3 separate regions of the Mus musculus genome follow, and all the other regions are linked to region 3. A link is a loop called in an ENCODE intact Hi-C map of the cell type or tissue named here. Cell type or tissue: left cerebral cortex. All regions are shown on one strand. Links, peaks and the distances in the headings refer to the core of each region. The heading gives the core; the rest is flanking DNA.

What was found. Hi-C counts contacts between places; a loop is a spot of excess contacts. Peaks named below come from ENCODE experiments on the same cell type or tissue, not always from the same donor. Only the 100,000 strongest peaks of a DNase experiment are listed, where the experiment ranks them.
Region 1: it touches region 3 in a loop (3-fold over the local background); 18 of 42 quality-filtered maps call a loop at or near these places.
Region 2: it touches region 3 in a loop (3-fold over the local background); 18 of 42 quality-filtered maps call a loop at or near these places.

The regions. Positions count from the first base shown.
Region 1 is chr5:135,012,484-135,019,288 of GRCm38, reverse strand. It overlaps Abhd11os (abhydrolase domain containing 11, opposite strand), which reads left to right and starts at 6,132. Exons shown (of 4, transcript NR_026688.1): 1 at 6,132-6,204; 2 at 6,501-6,595; 3 at 6,739-6,805. In left cerebral cortex, for the core only: CTCF peaks have their summits at 2,747 (motif pointing left) and 3,613 (motif pointing left); a DNase peak (open chromatin) is centred at 3,621.
Region 2 is chr5:135,003,800-135,011,781 of GRCm38, reverse strand. Abhd11 (abhydrolase domain containing 11) reads right to left here and starts at 2,483. Exons shown (of 6, transcript NM_145215.2): 1 at 1,943-2,483; 2 at 1,665-1,800; 3 at 722-895; 4 at 402-572; 5 at 117-298. The coding sequence starts at 2,070. It also overlaps the pseudogene Rps29-ps. In left cerebral cortex, for the core only: CTCF peaks have their summits at 2,383, 2,999 and 3,699 (motif pointing left); DNase peaks (open chromatin) are centred at 1,920, 2,081, 2,742 and 3,380; H3K4me3 peaks cover 2,294 bases; H3K27ac peaks cover 2,002 bases.
Region 3 is chr5:135,181,870-135,189,851 of GRCm38, reverse strand. Baz1b (bromodomain adjacent to zinc finger domain, 1B) reads right to left here and starts at 2,529. Exons shown (of 19, transcript NM_011714.2): 1 at 2,096-2,529. The coding sequence starts at 2,202. In left cerebral cortex, for the core only: CTCF peaks have their summits at 2,467, 2,701 (motif pointing right), 4,040 (motif pointing left) and 6,098; DNase peaks (open chromatin) are centred at 1,812, 2,070, 2,722 and 2,953; H3K4me3 peaks cover 2,219 bases; H3K27ac peaks cover 2,695 bases.

The sequences.
Region 1 (6,805 bases), core at 932-5,931, 170 kb after region 3:
ATTAAAGGCATGCGCCCCCACTGCCCGGCTCTTCAGGTTTTTAAAAGCATTCTTTATTATATAATTTCTATCTCTGTGCTAACTTGCTTTTGTCTTTTTAAAAATATTTTATGTGGTGGTGCATGCCTTTAATCTCAACACTTGGGAGGCAGAGGCAGGCAGATCTCTGAGTTTGAGGCAGCCTGGGCTACAGAGCTAGTTCTGGTACAGCCAGGGCTACATAACAAAACCTTGTCTCAGAAAAAAAAGTGTGTGTGGGTATTTTGTCTGCAGGTGTACATGGGCAGCACATGCATGCATGGTGTCCAAGGAGACCAAAGGAGAGCATCAGATTCCCTGGGACTGGAGAATAGACAACGTTGAGCTGCCATGTGGTTGCTAGGAGTTGAACCCTGGTCTTCTGCAAGAGCAGACAGTGCTCTTAACTGCTGAGCCAATTCTCCAGCCACCCCCACCCCCAGGCCCCACCCCACACCTCCATATACACACTTTTGAGATAGAGTTGGTCACTGCTCTGGAACTAAGCAGGTGATACTCTCTGGCCAGGCATCCTCCTGCCTCCATCTCCCCAGCACTGTGCCTACAAGGACGTGCCACCATTCCTAGTTTTCTCAAGTGGGTTTTGATGATCCAACTGATCCTCACACTTCAAAACAAGCACTTCACTGACTGAGCCAACCTCTCCCCACCTCCACCAGGTCCTTTTGATGTCTATATTCTTTAACTCAGAGTCTCAACTAGGAGGCCTGGTGGGGCATGCCTTTAATCCCAGCACTCCTTAGGCGGACACAAAGGGATCACTGGTTTTGAGATTAACCTGATCTACATACAGAGCAAGTTCCAGGACAGCCAGGGCTACACACAGAGATTGCCTCCAAAAACTAAAACAACAAACAAATAAGTAAATAAATCAAGAGTTTCATGTCGCCCAAAGTGAATCTCATCGCATAGCTCTGGTTTCAGCATGTAGCCTTGGCTGGCCTGGAACTTGCTATGTAGAGCAGGCTGGCCCCAAACTCATAAAGAACCCTAACCTCTGCCTCCCAGTGCAGGGTGGGACTGAAGGCGGGCGACATCATGTCCAGCCCCGCTCCCACTTGAAATAAATGGTCTCTGTTGAGAAGACAGCTTTTGAGGAAATTTCAGGAGGGGAGGGGTAAACCATGCAGGGAAGAGCGCTTGGGGCTGAGGGGACAGTATGTACCACAGCAGTGACCAGGAAGAGTGTCTAGCATGTGTGTGGGACATCAGGGAAGTGAGGAAGCCTGGGGCATTGTGGGTAAGGAAGACCTCGGAAGAGATGAAGCCAGAGTCCATGGAGGAAGTGGGCTCAAGAAGCTTCAAGCGATCTTAGCCTATCATTGCTGGGCAGAAGAGGCATGGGTAGAGTCCACCATAGGCTTTAACAGGATTGTTTCAGGTTAACAGGCTGACAGGGGTTGAGGGGAGGAACACACATAAGCTGTGTCCTGAAGGCAGGGTGGCAGACAACGGTGGTGAAAGAAAGAGCTGGATTGTAACACCTACTAAAGGTGGGGCCAACAGAACTCAGTATTTGAATAATGGTTACTGTCCTTTTTTTCTTTTTTAAGATTTATTTATTTATTCTATGTAAGTACACGGTAGCTGTTTTCAGACACACCAGAAGAGTGCATCAGATCCCATTACAGATGGTTGTGAGCCACCATGTGGTTGCTGGGATTTGAACTCAGGACCTTCGGAAGAGCAGTCAGTGCTCTTAACCGCTGAGCCATCTCGCCAGCCTGGTTATTGTCCTTTTTAAAAAAGAGTTGCTAGGCAGTGGTGGCACATGCCTTTTAGTTCCAGCACTTGGGAGACAGAAGTAAGTGGATCTCTGTGAGTTCAAGGCCAGCCTGGTCTACAAAGCAAGTTCCAGAATACAGTCAGGGCTGTACAGAGAAACCCTGTCTTGAAAGGTAAATAAATACATAAATAAATGCTTTTATTATAGTGTGTGTGTGTATTTTAAAGTAGTCCAGGACCTGAGAGATGGCTCAGAGGTTAACAGAGAGTGCTGCTCTTGCGGAGGAGCTGAGTTCAGTCCTCAGTTCAACATGACGGCTCATGAGCACCTGTAACTACAACCCCAGGGGATCCAACATCTCTGGCTTCCATTGGCACCCACACTTATGGCACAGACCCACATCCACAAAATTAAAAAGAAAATTAAGCCAGACTATGGTGGCGCATGCCTTTAATCCCACCACTCAGCAGACAGATCCCTTGAATTTAAGGCCGGAGTGGTCAACAGAGTGAGTTTCAGGACAGCCAGGGCTGTGCAGAAAAACCCTGACTCAAAATGAATAAATGAATATATAAAACAACAAAAAAATGAATATACAGAGAAACCCTGTCTTTAAAAAAAGCCCAATAGGGGGCTGGTGAGATGGCTCAGCGGTTAAGAGTGCTGACTGCTCTTCCAAAGGCCCTGAGTTCAAATCCCAGCAACCACATGGTGGCTCACAACCATCCGTAACGAAATCTGATGCCCTCTTCTGGAGTGTCTGAAGACAGCTACAGTAGTGTACTTACATATAATAAATAAATAAATAAATAAATAAATAAATAAATAAATAAATAAATATTAAAAAAAAAAGCCCAATAGATAGATAAATAGATTGATTGATAAAAAAATGAGCACCTGCCGATCTTTCAGAAGACCTGGGTTTGGGTCTCAGCTCCCATAAGGAAGAGCAGCTCTGACGCCCTCTTCTGGCCTCTGTAGGCATCAGGCAAAATACTCATAAACTTAAAATTCAAAATAAAACTGTGTGTAGCTCACACCTTTAACCTCAATTCTGGGAAGGCAAATGCAGAAGGCAGCGACCTAGTTCAAGGTCAGCTTTGTTTACACAGTGAGTTCCACAACAGCCAAGGCCATTCAGGGTGCCTATCTCACAGGGCAGAGAGACAGACGGGGAGTGGGGAGGGAGGGGGAGGATTAGGATGCCACAGGGGAAAGGATATCACTGGACTGTGGTTGGTATTCTTAAATTTGAGCTCTCCATCACAGCTCCATGGGAAAGCCAGCAGACAAGTATGCCCTGGAGTTCAGATGAGGGTTGGGCTGGAAAACACCTGTAGAGTCGGTGTCTCATTTACCCCAGGCTAGCCTCTTCCTACTTTTTCTTCCTTCCCTCCATCCCTCCCTTCCTTCCCTCCTCTTTGGTTTTTGAGACAAGGTTTCTCTGTGTAGCCTTGACTATTCTGGAACTCGCTGTGTAGACCAGGCTGGTCTCTGCCTCTGAGTCCTAGGATTAAAGGCTTGGCCACTATGCCTGCTATGGCCTTAACCTTGATATGTAACCAAGGATGATCTTGAATTCCTTTTTCTTCGGCCTTCACCTCTCCAATGCTGGGATTCCATGCCAGTGCCGCTACCACCACCACCCACACTGGGTCATGCCCCTTGATTCCAGAGGTGTCACTAGATAGAGTGAGCAGAAAGCACATGCGGAGTCAGGTGAACAGATATTTTTTACAAAGGAACCCTGGGAATTGCCCACCACCCTGGGGAGGGTTTCCATTTCACACGTTGAGGGAGTAGGGGCAGCTCATGGGATCTTTGCTCTTGGGGGCTGCTGCCACCTTCAGGCCAAAGGTGGTACTGCTTCGCTTGTCTAGCTGCCTTCCCTTCAGAAGGTGGCGGCAAAGACACCCTGGCAGTGACACCCCCCGCTGCCAGTGAAAGAGGGAGACAGAGAAGTATAAGGGGCTGAATGTGCCTGGAGAAGGAGGAGGAAGCTTTACCCCCAACGTGGTTTTTGAGTTGGGGATAAACCCCAGAGTCTCACACATGCACCCTATTACCAAGTCACCCCTCAGTAGGGGGAATTCTAGGCAGATGCTCTACTGCTGAGCTACACCCACAAGGTGTTTATTGTGTGCATGGATGCCTTTGGAGGTATCGGATCCTCTGGGGCTGGAAGTACACGAAGTCTTGAGCCACCGGACAAGGGTGCTGAGAACTGAACTCTGCAACAAGGGCTCAGCCACCGAGCTACCCCTGTATTACGAAGGAATGTTTTTGATATGGCATAAGGAAACACAAATGAAGAGGTAAAAAACTGTAAAGCAATTTCTTTTCTTTTTAATGTATATGTGCGTTTTCCCAGATTCAGAAGAGAGGGAAAAAGAGTAACACATATATCCTATCTTTAGAATGCATCTTTTTCTTAAAAAAAGATTTATTTATTTATTATATGTAAGTACACGGTAGCTGTCTTCGGACACACCAGAAGAGGGCATCAGATCCCATTACAGACAGTTGTGAGCCACCATGTGGTTGCTGGGATTTGAACTCAGGACCTTTGGAAGAGCAGTCGGTGCTCTTAACCACTGAGCCATCTCACCAGCCCTAGAATGCATCTTCCATGTAGTTTCTGAGAAGACTTTCAATGTGATTTTGCCTCTACAGAGCTAGTTCCAGGAAAGCCAGGGCTACACAAAGAAACCCTGTCTGGGGGAAAGAGCGGGACCTAGTTCAACATAACTCAGTTCAGCTCTGTAGACCAGGTGGGCCTCAAACTCAAGAGATCTGCCTCTGCCTCCGAGTACAGGATTACAGGTGTAAACCGGGCTGGAGAGATGGCTCAGTGGTTAAGAGCACTGACTGCTCTTCCAGAGGTCCCAAGTTCAATTTCCAGCAACCATATGATGGCTCACAACCATCTGTAATGGGATCTGATGCCCTCTTTTGGAGTGTCTGAGGACAACTACAGTGTACTCGTATACATAGATTAAATAAATAAATTAATAAATAAATAAACCAAAGCACTCAGGAGGCAGAGTTTCCTCTAAATTCAAGGTCAACCTGGTCTACAGAGGATAGCTAAGGCCACACAAAACAAAAAACAAAAAACAAAAACCTCTCTACCATTATCCAATCTTAGGATGCTGAGATGCTCAAGTCCCTTATACAAAATGCTATATTATGGGCTGGGGTATGGCTCAATGGTAGAGCATCTGCCTAGAATCCCCCAGTGAGAGGCTGGGGGCGTGGCTCAGTGGTAGAGCCCCTGCCTAGTAGAATCCCTTGGGAGGCAGATTTCTGAGTTCGAGGCCAGCCTGGTCTACAGAGTGAGGTCCAGGACAGCCAGGGCTATACAGAGAAAACCAAAAACAAATAAACAACAACAAAAGAGATGCTCAAAATCTCAAAAGTATTTTTCTATTTCCAATATGGATTGGTGGTCATTTTAGAGTCAAGCAGTGGTGTCTCACAGAGAAGCCCTATCTCAAAACAAACAAAAGTCCCTCAGCTTGGAAATGCTGAGTTCAGTTAGACTGCTTCCCAGGCACTGCGTGTTTGGGGTATACTAGTAACAGCATAAAGGTAAGATGGGATTCAAGCTATTGGTAATGAACCAGGCGGTGGAGGCGCACGCCTTTATTCCCAGCATTCAGAAGGCAGAGGTAGGTGGGTCTCTGAGTTCAAGGCCAGCCTGATCTACAGAGGATAACCGGGGTGACATAGAGAAACCCTGTCTTGAAAAACAAAACAAAACAAAACAAAACAAAAAAAATAAAATGGTAAGCATGCCTGGTTCCTTGGGTTTTTGTTTTTTTCCTCTTGAGGTGGGATAAGAATTCTGGGGGCGGGCTGGAGAGATGGCTCAGTGGGTAAGAGCACCCGACTGCTCTTCCGAAGGTCCAGAGTTCAAATCCCAGTAACCACATGGTGGCTCACAACCATCTGTAACAAGATCTGACTCCCTCTTCTGGTGTGTCTGAAGACAGCTACAGTGTACTTACATATAATAATAAATAAATCTTTAATTAAAAAAAAAAAAGAATTCTGGGGGCAGATGATTCCTTGAAGAACTAGCACAGAGTCAACCCCTCGTGGCAGGGCGGGGGGGGGGGGCGAGGGGGGGCGGAGACTAGACGAGACACTGCCTGATGCTTGGCATTACAACTAAACTAAACCTAGGTTGTCTGTTCCTCTGAGACACGGGTGGAGCGCCCCCTGGAGGCGACAGACGGCAAGAATTGGGGAAAAGGCTTGGGGCCTTCCAAGGTGTTAAGAGGGAGGTGCACTTGCTCCTTGCCCCAGGCTGTCCTCCTGTAGGTGGAGTCTGCTAGGGAGTGCCTTGCCTGGAAGGGCAAAGGGCTCTGTCTTCTAGCCTCTACCAACTGACAAGTCTCAGTCACCAGGCCTTGACTCTCTAAGCTCATAGAAAGGTAAGCGACTCCAGAGCACTCAGTAGCATTTCTGTAGGGCTGTGTGGGAACTCCTTTCTCCTCAGGAGCTTCAAACACTGTCCATTCTGCAAAGTCCCATAGTCTACTTCCCGGCTAGCCAGACTAAGGGTCTCCTTTACAAGATGCCGGCGCAGCACCCCCTGGAGGCAAAGGGTGGTAAAACTGAGTGGAAATAGCATGAGGCAGGGCAGAGGCAGGGCAGAAGGACCCAGGGTGAGGCTTCTCCTTCTGACAAGCCCCAGGTCACTGCCTCCTCATCCATCACTCCCCAACAGAACCCAGAATCCCAAGCGGCAGGAGCACTGGGGGACACCCGGGCGGAACCTTCCCTGGAGCAAGTACTGCAGGAGAGGGATGAAGCCATTGCTAAGTGAGAGAAACTCTGGGGGTGGGGGTGGGGTGGAGGAGGGGGAAGTGGGGACTCACTCCTACTAGAGGAGAGGAAGGGGGCTCCAGATATTTCCAGAAGACAGCCACTGGAACACCCCCACCCCCATCCCCCACTGCCTGTAGGAAGCGCGCGGTGGAAGAGGAGCTGGACTCCTGTCGAGCCAGGCTGCGCACAGTGGAGGCTCAGCTG
Region 2 (7,982 bases), core at 1,076-6,075, 180 kb after region 3:
TCATGCGCAGTGGTATTGCCAGGCTCCCAGATACCCCGCCTCCCCTAGCCCACGCAGGCTCCCATAGCTGGTGGTGGGCAAAGCATGCCCCTTCCTATGGTCCCACACCGGCTTACTGTACATATGTAGAATTTCCACCAAGCAGGAAGAGAGTTGGCCCCGAGTAGGGTTCACGTTGCTGAGGAAAGGTCATTATCTTGTCCAAGTGCTGAGCTAACGTATCCAAGTTCAGTCTCCAGGAGAATCGCCCACCCACCTCTACCAGGTTAGTGAGCAGGAACTGCCGAATGCCCGCTTCCTGTGGGGAGACCTGGCAGCTGTGAAGGGGCTCCCTGTGAGGCCCACCCACCACTTTTCCTCTGACACACACCATGGGGAAAGGGGGGGGGGGCGTGCGTCACCTTGACAACCGAACTAAGCTGCTTATCCGCCAGTTTTCGGGCTTGGGAGTGCGGCACCTTCTCTGGGATCTCAACAGCCTTCATGGCTGCTATGAAGGCTCCAATGTGTGATCCAGGTGTGGTTCCTACCGGGCTTATGTCTACAACAACCAATCGTTCCACAACATCTGGCTGGGAGACAGAATCAGACCAGAGCAGGTCCCAGACAAACTCTGAGCCGCCAGCAGAGTTTCTGGACCTGGCCATCCAAAGTGTGGATGAGTCCCACGTTATCAATGGGCTTAGAGTGCATTAAGAGGACCCAGATAGGTGTAGCTTACCCTCTGCAGTGCCAGGAGCATGGCTGTCTTTCCTCCCATGCTGTGGCCAACGAGGACGCAGGGCACCAGACCCAGCTGTGGAAGGAGGCCCTGAAGGTCCTGACTCATGGCCTCATAGCTTGCGTCTGGACTGTGGGGGCTGTCACCGTGGTTCCGGGCATCCACCGTCAGCACCTGCGATGGGGGTGAAACAGGAATGGTGTTACTTTGACTACAGACAACGAAAAGCCTGATAGGGTCCACAGAGCAGCTAGGGAGAGAAGTCTGGAGACATAAGTATGTGTGTGTATGTGTGTGTGTGTGTGTGTGTGTGTGTGTGTGTGCGCGCGCGCATGCGCACGTGCAGAGGTTAATATTGAGCAACTTCCTTAGTTGCTTTATTATATACACACATGTATGCATGTGCGCAAGTTATATCTTCGCAAGCACGTGCCATGGTGTACATGTGGAGATCAAATGAGAACTTCAGGTGCCAAGGAGAGAGGGCATGCAGACCAAAGGAGGATCAGAGTAGTCAGGGAGCAAATGGCTTAAATGGCTGGGTTAACAGGAAAGAGACGCTGGGGGACGGGAAGCCTCTGGACTGGAAAGGTTTATAGTAAGGGGTCGGGGGTAACAAGAGCAGAGAGCTGCCACTCGTACTGAGTAAGCCAGGAGGCTAGAGTGTGCTTTGGCATGCTAGTAGGTGCCACAAAATTGTCCCAAGTTTCTTTGGGACCTGACAAAGAGACCTGTTATGTCTCAGTAACATAAATGGACTAACTGTGGGGCATCTTACAGGACCAGGCCTCTTCATAGATGTTTTACGGTTTACTGGGCACTGAAACTTTCCATTTTCAGGTCACCAAGAGCCCAGACCTGAGTGATTGAAACTAGGTCCACTGCCCTCAGCCTTACCCCTTAGCCCCCGCCCACCCATGCACCGCCCCATCCGGAAGCTCACCCTCCGGCCAGTCCTCTGAACCATTGCCTTGGCGAGGGAGTTGAAGTTGGTTTTGCTGCCGAAGAGCCCATGCAAAAAGACGATGGCTGGGAGTGTCGCGTCTCCATCTAGAAGATTATAAGACAGCGGCAGCGGCCTGGAAGGTGGGGGCCACCATGGAGTAAGGGGGAGGAGAGAGTGAAAGAAAAAAGGGGCGAGGCCAAAGGAGAGGCGGGGCCAGCTAAGCCGCGTGCGAAGTGGACCAGTGGAGAACAACCCTCCCAGTGCCCTTGGCTGACCTCAGATCGGCGTTTTCTTGGCCACTACTGCGGCTGCTACAGAACGTGACAGGAACCGCCAAACGCCTGGGAGAGGAGGCACCGAGTACCCCACGGGGGACCCTCCACGCTCGCGCCCAGCGGAGCATGCCCACAGCCCGCAAAGTGTGCTTCCTAGGGCTGTCCTGCGCACGCTCCGCCTTTCAGAGCCCTGTCTATTCCAACTAGGGCTCCGCCTTTTCCCCCGCCCCCCCCCCATCGAGGCGCCACTTTAGGCCACGTGGTCTAATGTATTCCCGGAGTCAGTTCAGCCCCCTCCCAAAGCAGAAGCTTCTTGGACGCAGCCGCTAGACGACCCCAGCCCTTGCACGTTACACATTTCCTGCAGCCACTTTGAGCCTGGTCTGTAGGACTAGCTGGCTTGGTAACAGGCTGGGCGTAGCCATACAGCGCTAGCCCTGCCCCCTTGCGCCACTACGCAATTCCTACAGACGCTGTGAGCCGCTTAGAGACCAGTTCCCGACCAGGACCAGGGAAGCGCTACGTGGGACTGGTCCCTCCTCTGGGACAATATACAATCCCCTTTAGATCTGTGAGCCCCTGCCACGCCCTGGACGGGGTCACCAACTGGCTTGTTCTTCGCACCGTCACTCAACCGTCGTAGCCACTGCCAGGCACCCGGACGTAGGCTTCTTAGCCACACCTTGCGGAGCCACCGGGGACTCTGGGACCGCCTCCTGCATCATTACGTAATTCCCACTTTGCATGCATCTGCGAGTTCAGTTCCTTGGCCACGCCCTATCGTAGGCGGGGCTGTAAGAGGCCCTTGCACGGTTTCGCAACATTTTAAACTGCTCTAGCTCCCGGAATTGGACTCCTTGACCACGCCTTGGGCGGAGCTACCCGATTGTGGCACCGGCTTTTGCGCCATTACGTAATCCTGCCGGGTTCTGTGCACACTTCCCTGAACCCCTTGACAACGTCGTAGGCCACGCCTCTTCTTTTAAGAGCTTCTTAGTCTTCTAGTGTTTCCCTACTGGCGATCAGAGGTCCTCAGTTCGAGGCGCAAGTGTGGGGCGTGTCCCTAGCAAACTGAGAAGTCCTTTCTCGGCTGGCGAGCGGACCCCACCTGGCCTGCTCCTCTGTCCTCAGGCACCGCCCTGGGTGGGTACCATGCTCTCTGTGCCTCCGGCATGGTCAGGAGGCGCCAGGAGTGATTCTTGTTCCAGCTCCCGCCAGCTCTCTGGCGCCTTGCTCCGTAGTTGGGAGCCCTGTCAGGCTCCCCAGAGCACGAGTGCTTTGTCTCTCTGTCTCCTCACAGGAAACACCTAGGAGGAAGGGGCTTTCGCTCGATCTCCTCACTTAATCGATTAACTGAGGTGCAGAAAGGGCAAAGGATTGGGCCAACAGGCAGAACCAGAGTCTTAGTCCAGTCTTCCGTTCCTGGTCCAGGTCAATTTGAAAAACCAGGATTAAACCCTTAGCCAGGGATTTGTACTGTAGTTACCTGCACTGAATAGAGATGGCTCCGGGCCAGGTGTAGTGGCTACAATTTTAATCCCACACATTGGTGGCAGAGGCAAGCGGTTCTCTATGAGTTCAAGGCCAGCCTTGTATATAAGAGTCCAAGAACATCTAGAAATGCATAGAAAAACTCTGTCTCAAAAAAGAAAAAAGGAAGGAAGAAAGAGCCCTCATTAACAACCCGCCATTAGCAGAGAGTGGCAACCCTCTGCCCAGACTGCACCGCATTCTGCACCCATTTCCCCCAGAAAGCCTGCCCCCTGCTGTCTCCCCTCATAGTCTAGGGAAAGTCCCCGCAGCCCTCTTCTGCTGCGGTCCATCCTTTAGCAGTTCCGGAGCTGGTTTGGTCATAGCAAACACATCTGCTGGGGCGCCTTCAGGACTCCTTGTTACTGAAGTAGCACTTCAAACCCTCCAGAGTCCTTCCCAGCATCCTCAGCCGGGCACCAAGCCTCTGGCTCTTAGGTCCCTTTTGTTCTTTGTCAGCGCTGGTGGCCTTCGGTGCCACTAGTTGCCTAGACACACACACACACACACACACACACACACACACAGATTTATTTATTTTGCTTTATGTGTCTGAGTGTTTGCTTGAATGTATGTCTGTGTACCACGCCTGTACCTTGTGCCTTCAGAGTTGAGAGGAGGGCATAGGATCTCCTGGAACTGGAATTGCAGGTGGTTGTGAGCCACCCTGTGGGTCCTGGGGACCATACTCCAGCAAGAACATCATGTGCTCTTAATTCCTGAGTCTCCAACCTGTCTTGGTTTTGAGACAGGGTCTCTTTATTATACAGCTCTGACTGCCCTGGAACTCACTATGTAGACCAGGCTGGCCTCAAGCTCACAGAGATTCATTTGCCTCTGTCTCCAGAGTGCTGAGATCAAAGATACGTGCCTACACCTGACAACTGGTTTATGGTTGTTGTTTGTTTGTTTTGCTTGATTTTAGACAAGATCTTATGTATCCTAGGCTGGCCTTGAACTCCTGATCCTCCTGCCTCCATCTCCCAGATTCTGGAACCCCAGATGTTCCTTTTTGATTGTTTTTGTTCTGTTTTGAGACAGGATATCAGTATGCAACCCAAGGTGCCCTCACATGTGTGTGTCGGTCCAGAGCTTATGCATGATCCTGTTGCATGATCCACACTGAGTGTCCAAGCCTGCATCACCACACCTGCCTGCCTTAGATTATCTTTCTATGGTTATCTATTGAATAAACGCTGTGTTATAAAGTGATTTATAAATAAGCAAATCCCTCTCACACAATACATTTTATACTTTCAGTATCAAAAAATATGCTTTCTGCACTTATTCACTATCAAAACCTAAAGATCCGTGACAGAGTTAGAACTAGAAAACAGTTATCTTTGTATCCTCTTCCAGTTTTTGTGTCCAGTGCCTGCATTCAGTCCTTTCTTGTGACCTATATTTGCATGCTCTTTCTTTCTTTCTTTCTTTCTTTCTTTCTTTCTTTCTTTCTTTCTTTCTTTCTTTCTTAAGTTCTTCACATTTTTATTCTTTGTGCACAAAGACTAGCATGATCGGTTCCACTTGGTAGTTAGTCGAACAATCCATTCAAGGTCGCTTAGTCCAACTTAATGACGCCTATGTCCTTTGAGTACTGACAGAAGCACTGGCGGCACATGTTCAGCCCGTATTTGTGGATCAGACCGTGGTGGTTAGAGCAGATACAGCAAGAGCGGGAACCCTGGCTGACCTTCCGTGGGTGACTCCAGGTAGAGCTGCTGGTGACCCACCTTGCCTTCAGACGCCCAAGGAGGGAAAAGGCATGCCCTCCCTCCCTCCCTCCCTCCCTCCCTCCCTCCCTCCCTCCCTCCCTCCCTCCCTCCCTCCCTCCCTCCCTTCTTTCTTTCTTTCTTTCTTTCTTTCTTTCTTTCTTTCTTCTCCTTCTTCTTCTTTTTGGTTTTTTGAGATAGGATTTCTCTGTGTAGCCCTGGCTGTCCTAGAACTCACTCTGTAGACCATGCTGGCTTCAAACTCAGAGATCCACCTGCCTCCTGTGTTTTGGGATTAAAAGCGTATGCCACCACCACCCCACCCCACTCCCATTTATGTTCCTCTGGTTCTCACGTGTACATATGTTGCATATCTACATATTTTATTGGCTAGATTTGCGTATGACAGAGAGCATGTGGCTTTTCTTCCTCCTGCGATCCTGTGCCCTTTAAATATATTTTGCTGTATTTTATGGGATGTGTATATGTGTTTGGCCTACATGCATGTCTGTGTACCACATGCCTGTCTGGTGCCTGAATGTACCAGAATAGGACATCAGATCTCCTGGGACTGGAATTATGACCGTGAGCCACCATGTTGGTGCTAAGAATCAAACCTAGGTCCTCTGCAAGTGCAGCCACTAAATCATATCCTTTATTTTTGAATGGTACCAAGGATTGAACTTAGGGCCTCCTAGCCCTCTTTTTACCTTTGACTTTGAGACAGAGTCTTACTAATCAACCCATACTGGCCTTGAACATCTGGCCCTCTCACTTAGCCCCATGGATAACAGGAATTATAGACCTGAGCCACCAAGCCTCGCCCTGTTTTAGGATACAATGTTAACTGCTGTCTCTCTCACCAAGCATCCACACTTTAACTTTTATTTTCCAGACAGGGTTTCTCTGTGTAGCCCTGGCTGCCCTGGAACTAGCTCCATAGACTAGGTTGGCCTCCAACTCAGAGATCCTCCTGCCTCTGCATCCCTGAGACAAAAGGCATGTGCCACCATACTCAGCCTGACACTACTCATTTCTAGCCCACATTCACAAAGGATTTGACTATAATTTAAGTCTACTAAAGGACCTCCAAGGGGCTGGGGCGATGGCCCAGCAGATGCAAGTTCTGACTGCTCTTCCAGAGGAACTGGCTTCATTTCTAAGCACCCACATAGCAGCTCACAACTGTCACTAACTCCAGTTCCAGGGATCCAATGCTCTCTTCTGGCTTCCAGGGGTACTGAATGTGCACAGTGCACATCGGGTCTCGGGTCTACAAAGGAAATTCCTGGATAGTCAGGCTTATAGAGACCCTGTCTCGAACAATCAATCAAGCAAACAAAAACAAAAGAATACAGCTCAGTGGTGGAGTCCTTGCCCTGTTAATTCATGATTTCCTGAGTTCAAACTCTAGCCCCCTACACAAAAAATGTGGCGTACTGAAGAGGGCTGAAGAAATACTTAGGCAAAATTTCCTTAGGTGTCCAGTCAAGTACCAACTAACAGGAGACTGACCAGGGATACGCGGGCCCATCTTTCCTCCACCCTTCAGGACAAGGCTGAAACAGACCATGTTCTAACTCCCAGGCTTCCCTCCAGGGAAGGGGAGCTACTTCCTTCTATTCCGAGCTCACAAAGAATCCGCACTGGGCTGAGTATGCTTGATGTGTTGGCCATGGAGAGTTATTAGATGCTTAACAGGGACACCTAAGCTCTGTATGATCCAAAAGCTGGGAGAGGTTGGTCTTTTTCTTTCCTTTCCTTGAATTTGCTTGTAGGTTTCTCTATTTTCATTTTACTTTATCTCATTTTTTAAAAAAGATCTATTTATTTATTATATGTAAGTACACTGTAGCTGTCTTCAGACACCCCAGAAGAGGGCATCAGATTTCATTATGGATGGTTGTGAGCCACCATATGGTTGCTGGGATTTGAACTCACGACCTTCAGAAGAGCAGTCGGAGCTCTTAACTGCTGAACCATCTCCCCAGCCCCTCATTTTTTTTTATTGTATTGTATGGGTACTTTGCCTGCATATATGTCTGTGTACCATGTGCATGTCCAGTGCCCAGGGAGGCCAGAAGACAGTGGATCCTTGGTGTATGGACAGATGATTGTGAACCACCATGTGGGTGCTGGGAATTGAACCTGATTCCTCTGAAAGGGCAACAAATCTTCAGACTCTCCCTCCCTCCCTCCCTCCCTCCCTCCCTCCCTCCCTTCCCTTCCCTTCCTTCCTTCCTTCCCTCCTTCCTCCCTTCCTTCCCTCCTTCCCTCCTTCCCTCCTTCCTTCCTTCCTTCCTTCCTTCCTTCCTTCCCTCCCTCCCTCCCTCCCTCCCTCCCTCCCTCCCTCTCTCTCTCTCTCTCTCTTTCTTTCTTTCTTTCTTTCTTTCTTTCTTTCTTCTTTCATATAGGGTGGATTGCCTTGAACTCTTGATCCTCCAGCCTCCCCTTCTACAGTGCTGGGATCACAAGTTCATAAGTGTGTGCTGCCATACCTGCTTTATGCAGAGCTGGGGAGGGACCAAGACTTCCCTCGTGCTTAGTAGGAACTCACCAACGGAGCTACATTCCCAGCTCCCCTCTTAAACCCAAACTTTTTTTTTTTTTGGTTTGTTTGTGTTTTTGAGAAAGGGGTTTCTCTCTTTAACAGAGCTGGCTGTCCTGGAACTCTGTGTAGCCTGGGTTGGCCTCAAACTCAGAGACATCCACCTGCCTCTGCCTTTCATGTTGGGATTAAAGAGACATATATCACCACCTCCCAGCTGCTGCCGCCTCTTCTTCTTCTTCTTCTTCTT
Region 3 (7,982 bases), core at 1,417-6,416:
ATACACAAGAGTCCATGAACTTTAAACATACCGACTTCAATTCCCTTGGGCCCACTGGGCAAGCAGACAGGAAATCTGGACCACCTCTAAGACCCTTTTCAGCTCAGAAATGCCATAAGCATACATAAGCAAACACCTACATGGAGGCCAGGCATGGTGCTGCAAGAACCCTTTCATCTCAGAACTTAGAACAGGTATGGAATGGCAGATCTTTAAGTTTCAGGCCAATCTGCTCTACAAAATGTTCCATCCTTGACAGAGCCACACAGTGAGACCCTACTGAAAGAAAGAGAAAACAAAAACAAAAACCCAACTGGGGCTTAGAGTCAACAGTGAGGTTAAGTGCACAGAACCTGGGTTCAATCCCCAGCACCCTCACAGTAGCTCACAATCCAAATCTGGCCTCCAGGGTGCTCCAGACACACAGTGCTCCATAGACACATAGGCAGGGAAACATCTATACAGACAAAATTAAAAGGTGGAAAATAATCTCTGTAGGTGGACACTGCCTTTCAGAACTGATGCTAGAAGGGCTGAAGCTGTACTGGCTGGTCCTGAGGTCTATTAATCCCAGATACTAGGGAGGCTAAAGCAGGAGAACCAAAAGTTCAAGGCCTGCCTAAGCCACATGGTGAGTTCCCAGCCAGTCTCAGCAATTTTAATGATGCCCTGACTCAAAATAAAAAACCAGAGGGCCCAGGATGGAGCTTACTAATAGTGCAGGGCCCTACGGTAAATTCCCCAAATATTGAGGAAAGGAAGGGGAGTAAAAGTATCCTAAATATTCAGAACATTTTATTAAATCTACACAGGTGATCGGCAATTCCATCACTTGGGAAGTTAGGAAGGAAAACGTCACACTTAGCTTCCAACACCTACCTTAGACATCAACCTAGGTTACAAGACAATTAAAAATGAAACAACAAAAAACAAAGCAGGAAAGAGGCAAAGGCCAAGAGCAAACTGAAATACTTCACTTGAATCCTTCCTGCTCTTACCTAATCTTTCCAAAGGAAAAGGGGTGGTAAAGATAGCAGGACAGGCAAGTTTGGTAAGGAAACTTAGCTTTTTAAAAAACAAATAAGCCTTAAAAGATTCAACATTCCCCCTACCGGGGGCGGGGGGGGGGGGGGGGGAAGTACTACAACTTTTAACTAAGAGGCTATGCTTGGTCAAGAAATCTTAAAGTAATGATTGGAAATGCTGACTTTGTATTCTAAAACACCAGTTTCACGTACCAGAGAGAGAGAGAGAGAGAGAGAGAGAGAGAGAGAGAGAGAGAGATTGAGAGACAGAGAGACAGGCAGACAGACAGACAGGATCGGGAATGCAGTGTCCAGCCTCTCTGAGTTCGAGGCCAGCCGGTGCTACATGAAGCGCTCCCTCAAAAAAAAAAAAAAAAAAAAAAAGACGGAAAAATGAAACTTCTAAGTGTCAAACTTCTGTGTTCTCTAGGAAATAAATGGCCACCAGAACCATCAATGTACCTTTCTGCTCCTTCCCATCTTCAGTGGGTAAAAAGTTAATGCCAGGTTTTGTGATTTACGGTTCTGTCAGTTCATCCCTGGCCTAAAGTCCACTCCGGAGGAGAAAAACAAAACCCACAAGCCACATCAGTGTCCCCGCACAGCCCACTCAAGACGCAGTAGAGGCTTGCACAAGCCGGATCACGCGGCTGCGCCGGTACAATTTCAAAAACTTAAACTTGACGGTTTCATTTCTATGAAAGGAGAGAGAAATAAAATGCGCAAAGGGAACCCGGCTACCCTCCCTAGTCATTTAGGGCCCGAAGCCAAGTTGGGGAGGAGGGGATTGGTGTTGCGATCACCACCGAGGCCCCGGGGACAAAGTAAGGGGAAAAGGGATGGAGGCGCGCGGTTCCGGGAAGGACGGCTGGAGACGGCCCGGAGGGATCTCGCCGCGGAGCTCCCAAGCCCGGGTAAAGCAGGGCCCCGGGCATCACGGCCCGCGGACGGCCCCGTGCGGTGACAGCTGCCCCGCGAGCCGCGCGCGGCCCATTCGCATCTCGCCATCTCCATCCCTCGCCCTGCGCAGCCGCGGCCGAGCGTCCACACCGCGCGCGGAGAAAGGATACTCCCGGGTGCGGAAGGCCTCCTGAGTGTGCGGGATGGTGAAGAGCGGCTCCTCTCCGGGCAGCGGTTTCACCAGCGGGAAGGGCTTGCGGCCCAGCAGCGGCGCCATCGCGGCGGCGCCGGCAGGGGACGGAGCGCCGAAGGCTCGGCCGCTCTGCTGCGCAGCGCTAGGCCCCGGCAGCCCCGGGGCGAGCGAGCGAGCGAGGCGCCTGGCTCCCGGGGCGATGGGGGAGGGGAGGGGTGAGAGGGCGGCGCGAACTCCGGCTTCCCTCAGAGCTGGCGGGACCGCGCCACGGCCATGGAAGCCAGGGGGACGCCTCGAGGGGAGAAAACGGAGAGATTCTCCTCGCCCCTTCCGGCGCCTTTCACCTCACGCCGATCTCCGCCGCGGCGGCCGCCAGTCACGACTCCTCTCCAGCGGGCACGGGAGGAAATTATTGAAAAATGGCGGGAGATTCCCTTCCTCCCCCCCGCTGCCGGGCCAGCGCACAGACTAACTTGCTTCTCCGTGGCGCCCTGGGGCGGAGGCTCCGATAGGCGGAGGGCTCGTCGGCCTTCGCAGCCTATTGGCTCAGAGAGGCTGCCGCTCCGAGGTCGAGTCCCGCCCCCTGGGCTCCAGCCGCGAAGTTGAGTTGCAGCGCAGCAGAGGGCAGTCTGAAAAGGTGAAAGGTCACGTTATGTAAGAGCCGGGGACGGGCGTGCGGGCCTCCAGTGGCGGACTTCAAAAGTAATGGGACAGCAGTAGGAGGGGGAGGACGAAAAGCGGAAGACTCAAAGAGGTCAGAGCAAAAAGCCCTGTCACTGATACAGACATTGCGCCATCTGTCACCGACGGCGACACCGACATCCGGGCACTCACTGTCCGTGTGCTGCGCCGGAGGGGGGAGGGGGAGCGCGCGGCCAGGGGCTTTGTCTTTCCACTCGCGCTCCGCCCCCCTTCTTAAAGGGGCCGCGCTCGGCCACGCCCGGGGATGCGCGGGTGGAGCTGTACTGGGCGGGAAGTAACTCAGGCCCTCTCCAAACTGAAGTTCCGCATTGGGGCGACTAGGACCCCAACCTTCCCCGACGCGGCATCACTGTAATTGAGAAATGGAGATTAACAGCCTGTTTTTTAAGGACTACAGGGAAGGATAATGAAGAACTTTCTTTAAAAATATGTGGAGGAAGAGCCGCAGAGCAGACTCAGGGGCTAAGATCTTGTACTCGTTCAGAGGACCCAAGTTCAATTCTTAGCTCCCACATCGGGTAGCTGGAACCTGCCTCCGGCTGCAGCTCCAGGAGTTCCCATTCCTCTTGCCTCCTCAGGTGCACGTACTCACGTGCACGTAACATCCCCCACCACGTGTGCACACATACACAATTTAAAAATAAATCTTGAAAGTAAAATAAACGGAAGAATAATAAAGAAGGTTTTCTGTATGTACATATGTAAAAGACTATATTCATTCATATATATGTGTGTGTATATATATATATGTGTGTGTGTATATAGTGCAACTAAGTGATGCAGGTTTTTGAAGCTGGACGGTCCTAAGTGAGTTTGTGACTAACCTGGGCTACAGTCTTACAGGCTGAATAGCAAATCCCTATAACAATAAATAAATAAAGCTATGTTAGAAAACATATGTATTAAGCTCATGGGGCTGGAGAAGTGACTCCGCATGCAATTAAGAGTTCTTCCAGAGATTCTGGGTCTGATTCACAGTTTTTGTGTTGGAGGATCACAATCGCCTGTGACTCCAGAGCAGTAGATTCTTGCAACCCTGTATACATACCCCCCCCATACACATAATTTAAAATAAAAATAAATGTACTATTAAAAAAGATGGGCCTAAAGGGATGGCTTAAGGTTAACACATACTGCTCTTGCAGAAGACCTGAGTTGGATTCCAGCATCCACATGCAATGGCTCTCAACCATTACTAACTCCAGTTCAAAAGGTCAAAGACGCTCTAGCGCCCTCTTTTGGTCTCTGAAGGCATGTGGGCATGCCTTCACACCCCCACTCCACCCCCACCTCTTCACATAAATAAGTACATAGTGAGACTCTGAAACCAACAATAACAATAATAAATTTAAATGTATAGTTCATTAATTAAAATCCTATTAAAGGATATGTATGTATAAATAAATAAACGTTGGGGCCAGAGATATGACTCAAAATTAAGAGTACTGGCTACTCTTGCTGGGAACTAGAGTTTGAGTCCCAGCACCCACATGGTGGCTCACAACAATCTGTAAGTTCAGTCCCAGAGGATCTGACACTCTCTTCTGGTCTCCTTGGGCACTGTACACATGTAGGGCACAGACACACAGGCAAAACATACATTCACACACAGACACACACACAAGAAAATAATAGTAAAAGCTGGAGAGTTGAGGATCTGATACTAGGTGGTCGTGAAGATCAGAATGCCAGCACTGGGAAGGAGAGGCAACTTGTCAGGCAGGACTATGGCCTATCATAAAGGGGGTGGAGTAGGGACAGGAAGCAAAAGAAGGAAAGGAGAAATGAAAGAAAAAAGGGAAGGTAAAGAAAAATGCGCTTACTGGGCCGGGACAGAACCACCTGGCACTGCCATCCTGGTTTTGTGAGACAGGTTCATGCCATGTAGCCAGGCCAGCCTCAAACCACAGGCCTCCTGCCTCAGTCTCCTAGCTGCATCCACCTCTCCTCTGTACCTTGGATTGCTCATTGCCTTCTGAATCTTTTCTTCCAATTGTTCTAAGCACACCCATCTGAAGTGGGAATTTGAGGGTTCTTTGGAAAGCCAGTTGTGTTGGATGGTGTTTTGCTGGGGCAAACATGTGAAGGAATGTTTCACTGAAGCAGACATGTGAGAAAGAATGTTCTGCAAGCTTGTGAAAGGACATATGATGAAGGATTCTTCACTAATGACACACATGTATCGGTCCACCTTATATTTTGTAGTTGGGCTACATTTGTCAGGACTCCATAGAGAGAAATACACCAAAAAACTCAAAGGACTCAACAGACAATAACAGAGGCTGAGCTTGCTTGCTGGGATAGCCGGCTGAGCAATGCTTGTTAGTATCCACTCTTCGCTGATCTTCACTTCCTCATGAGAGGTACAGCTGAGAACTTCTGCTTGTGTTCCTCCTGGTCCCTTCTGCTAACTAGTGCTGAGACTACAAAGTGAGTTCCTGAACAGCGAGGGCTATACAGAGAAGTCCTGTCTCAAAAAAAAAAAAAAAAAAAAAAAAAGCATATATTGTTTATATGTATTTGTGTAATAATGAGTTCATCAAACATTTTCATAATAAATATGTATATGTGTGTGTGTGTGTGTGTGTGTGTGTATTTCTTTTGAGACAGGGCTTCTCTGTGTAGCCCTGGCTGTTCTAGAACTCACTCTGTAGACCAGACTGGCCTCAAACTCAGAAATCTTCCTGTCTCTGCCTCCCAAGTGCTGGTATTAACTGCCTGGCCTGGTTTGTTTGTTTGTTATTTTAATTTTGGTTTGGTTTGGTTTGTTTTTGGTTTTCCGAGACAGGGATTCTGTGTGTGCCCCTGGCTGTCCTGGAACTCACTCTGTAGACCAGGCTGGCCTCAAACTCAGAAATCTCCCTGCCTCTGCCTCCCATGTACCACTACAGGGACCTACTTTCATATTTTGTTGTTTTTGGTATTATTTTTGGTATTATTATTATTTTGCTTCATGTTTTGTCTTGTTGGTTTTGTTATTGTTATCTTTGAGGGTTTGCTTTTTGTTTTTTGTTTTTTTTCTTTTTGTTTTTCTTTTTCTTTTTTTTCTTAACCTCCTTTTGATGTCCTGAACTAATTACCAATGGTTGTGAGCCACCATGTGGTTGCTGGGAATTGAACTCATGACCTCTGAAGAGCAAACAGTCCTCTTAACCAGCCCCTTGTTTGTTTTTCTGGGGGGGGGGGGGGGGAGGGGAGGGGGCGGAGAGAGTGAGAGAGAAAGAATGCGTTTTGTGCTGCCCCCTAGCAGGAGCATGGATGAGGGCTTATGTACAGGCCACCACACCACTGAAGATGCTGCTCCCTCTCCCAGCAGCTTTGACTCTCCTAGATTCCCAGGGAGGGGCAGGCCTTTGAGTCCCTCCCCCACCTCTGACAGAATGCACAACTCAAGGCTTTGGATTTGTTTTTGAGGCAGGATCTCTTTCAAGCCAGGCTGGCCTGTCTTACTGTAAAGCTGTGAAAATGACCTTAAACCTCTCATCTTCTGGTTTCGCCACCCAGAGCCTGGCTCACAGGTGTGGTGTGCTGCCCCATTTCTGCTGTTCAGGGCCTCTGTCCAACTCGAGGCTTCTCGAATGAGAGGCAAGCTCTCTCTACCAGCTGAGCTACACCCCCAGTGCAACTATTTTTTTTTCTTTGTAAATCATAATTTTAGCATGATTACTCATTCCATGTAGGCTCTGTCCCATTTGAATAAACAAATTAATACTAAAGGACAGAGATTGAAGCCAGCAGTTTCTAGGGATCCTCTACAGACCTCCTCCTGTGTCTGCTCCCCAGTTAGCAGTCGCTGGTTTCCTGCCGGGAAAAGCGCCATTTAAAGCTACATGACCAAGCTGAATCTTTTGTTATTATCTTATTTACTTTTGAGAGAGTTCCAAGATGTAGCTCTGGCTGCCCTGGAACTCTGTAGACCAGGGCCTCAAACCCACAGTCACTTGCTTTTTGCCTCTCTAGTGCTAGGATTAAAGGTGCATGCCACTATGCCCGGCCAAGTTTTACTATTTATGTGGATGAGTGTTTAGTCTCTGTTTATGACTGCACTACAGGTGTGCCACGCTCTCAGAGGCCACAAGCAGATGTCATAGCTCCTGGGACTGAAGTTACCCTTCATTGTTAGCATCCATGTGGGTTCTGGGAATTGAACCCGAGTCCGCTCTAAAGGAGTGCTCTCAACTGCGGAACTGAGTTTCCAGTTCCTTCTTCGTTTGTGAGACAGGGTCCTTTGGAATCTAGGCTGGCCTAAAGGATCATCCTAAACTTTTCTTTTCTTTCTTTCTTTTTTCTTGAGTCAGAGTGTAGCTCTGGCTGACCTAGAACTATGTAGACCAGCCTTGAATTCACAGAAATTCTCCTGCCTCTACCTCTCAAGTGCTGAGATTAAAGGCATGTGCCACCATGTTAGGGCTGACCCTGGTCTTCCTGCCTACCCATCTCCAGTGCCACAAGTACACTAGTGTGCCTTGTTTCAAGTGGTATGGAAGGTAGAACCCCTCTGGTCATGAACCATGCTGCAGGTGCTGGGAACTCAGCTCAGATCGTCTGTAAGAGCAGTACGTGCTGCCTGTAACCACCAAGCCACCTCTCTCTCCTGCCTAGGAATGGATGTATAGAACTTATGCATGCACATACATACATACATACATACATACATACACTAGATCCTCACGTATGACGGGTGTTCACATGAGTGTCAGCACGTGTACCAGGGTTCATATGGAGGTCAAAAGATCACCTCAAGTTTGGTCCTTGCCTTCCACTGTCATTTGGTCATCTGTGTAGTCCAGGTTAGCTGGCCCTTGAGCTCCCAGGAAGTCTGTTTCTGACTCCCACCTCACATAGGAACACAGGGATAATGGACGGCAGTCCTCTATCTGGCCTTACCTAGGTGGGGCTGGAAATCGTCCTCACTCTCCCCAGGTAAAACGCTTTACCCACTGCACCATTTTCTCAAGCCTATTTTCTTTGTCTATTTTCCTGAGGCAGGGTTTTCTCAGAAAGCCGAGTCCAAACCTCCAGATTCTCCCGCCTCAGGCTCTTGAGGGCTGGCATTCCAGGCCGGGCAGCCTTGAAAGCATTTACATTTGAAAGGGCATCCAGTGGACAGGATGCTGTCACAACCACTCACCCACCCAACTCAGCTCCCATAACTTTGTAGA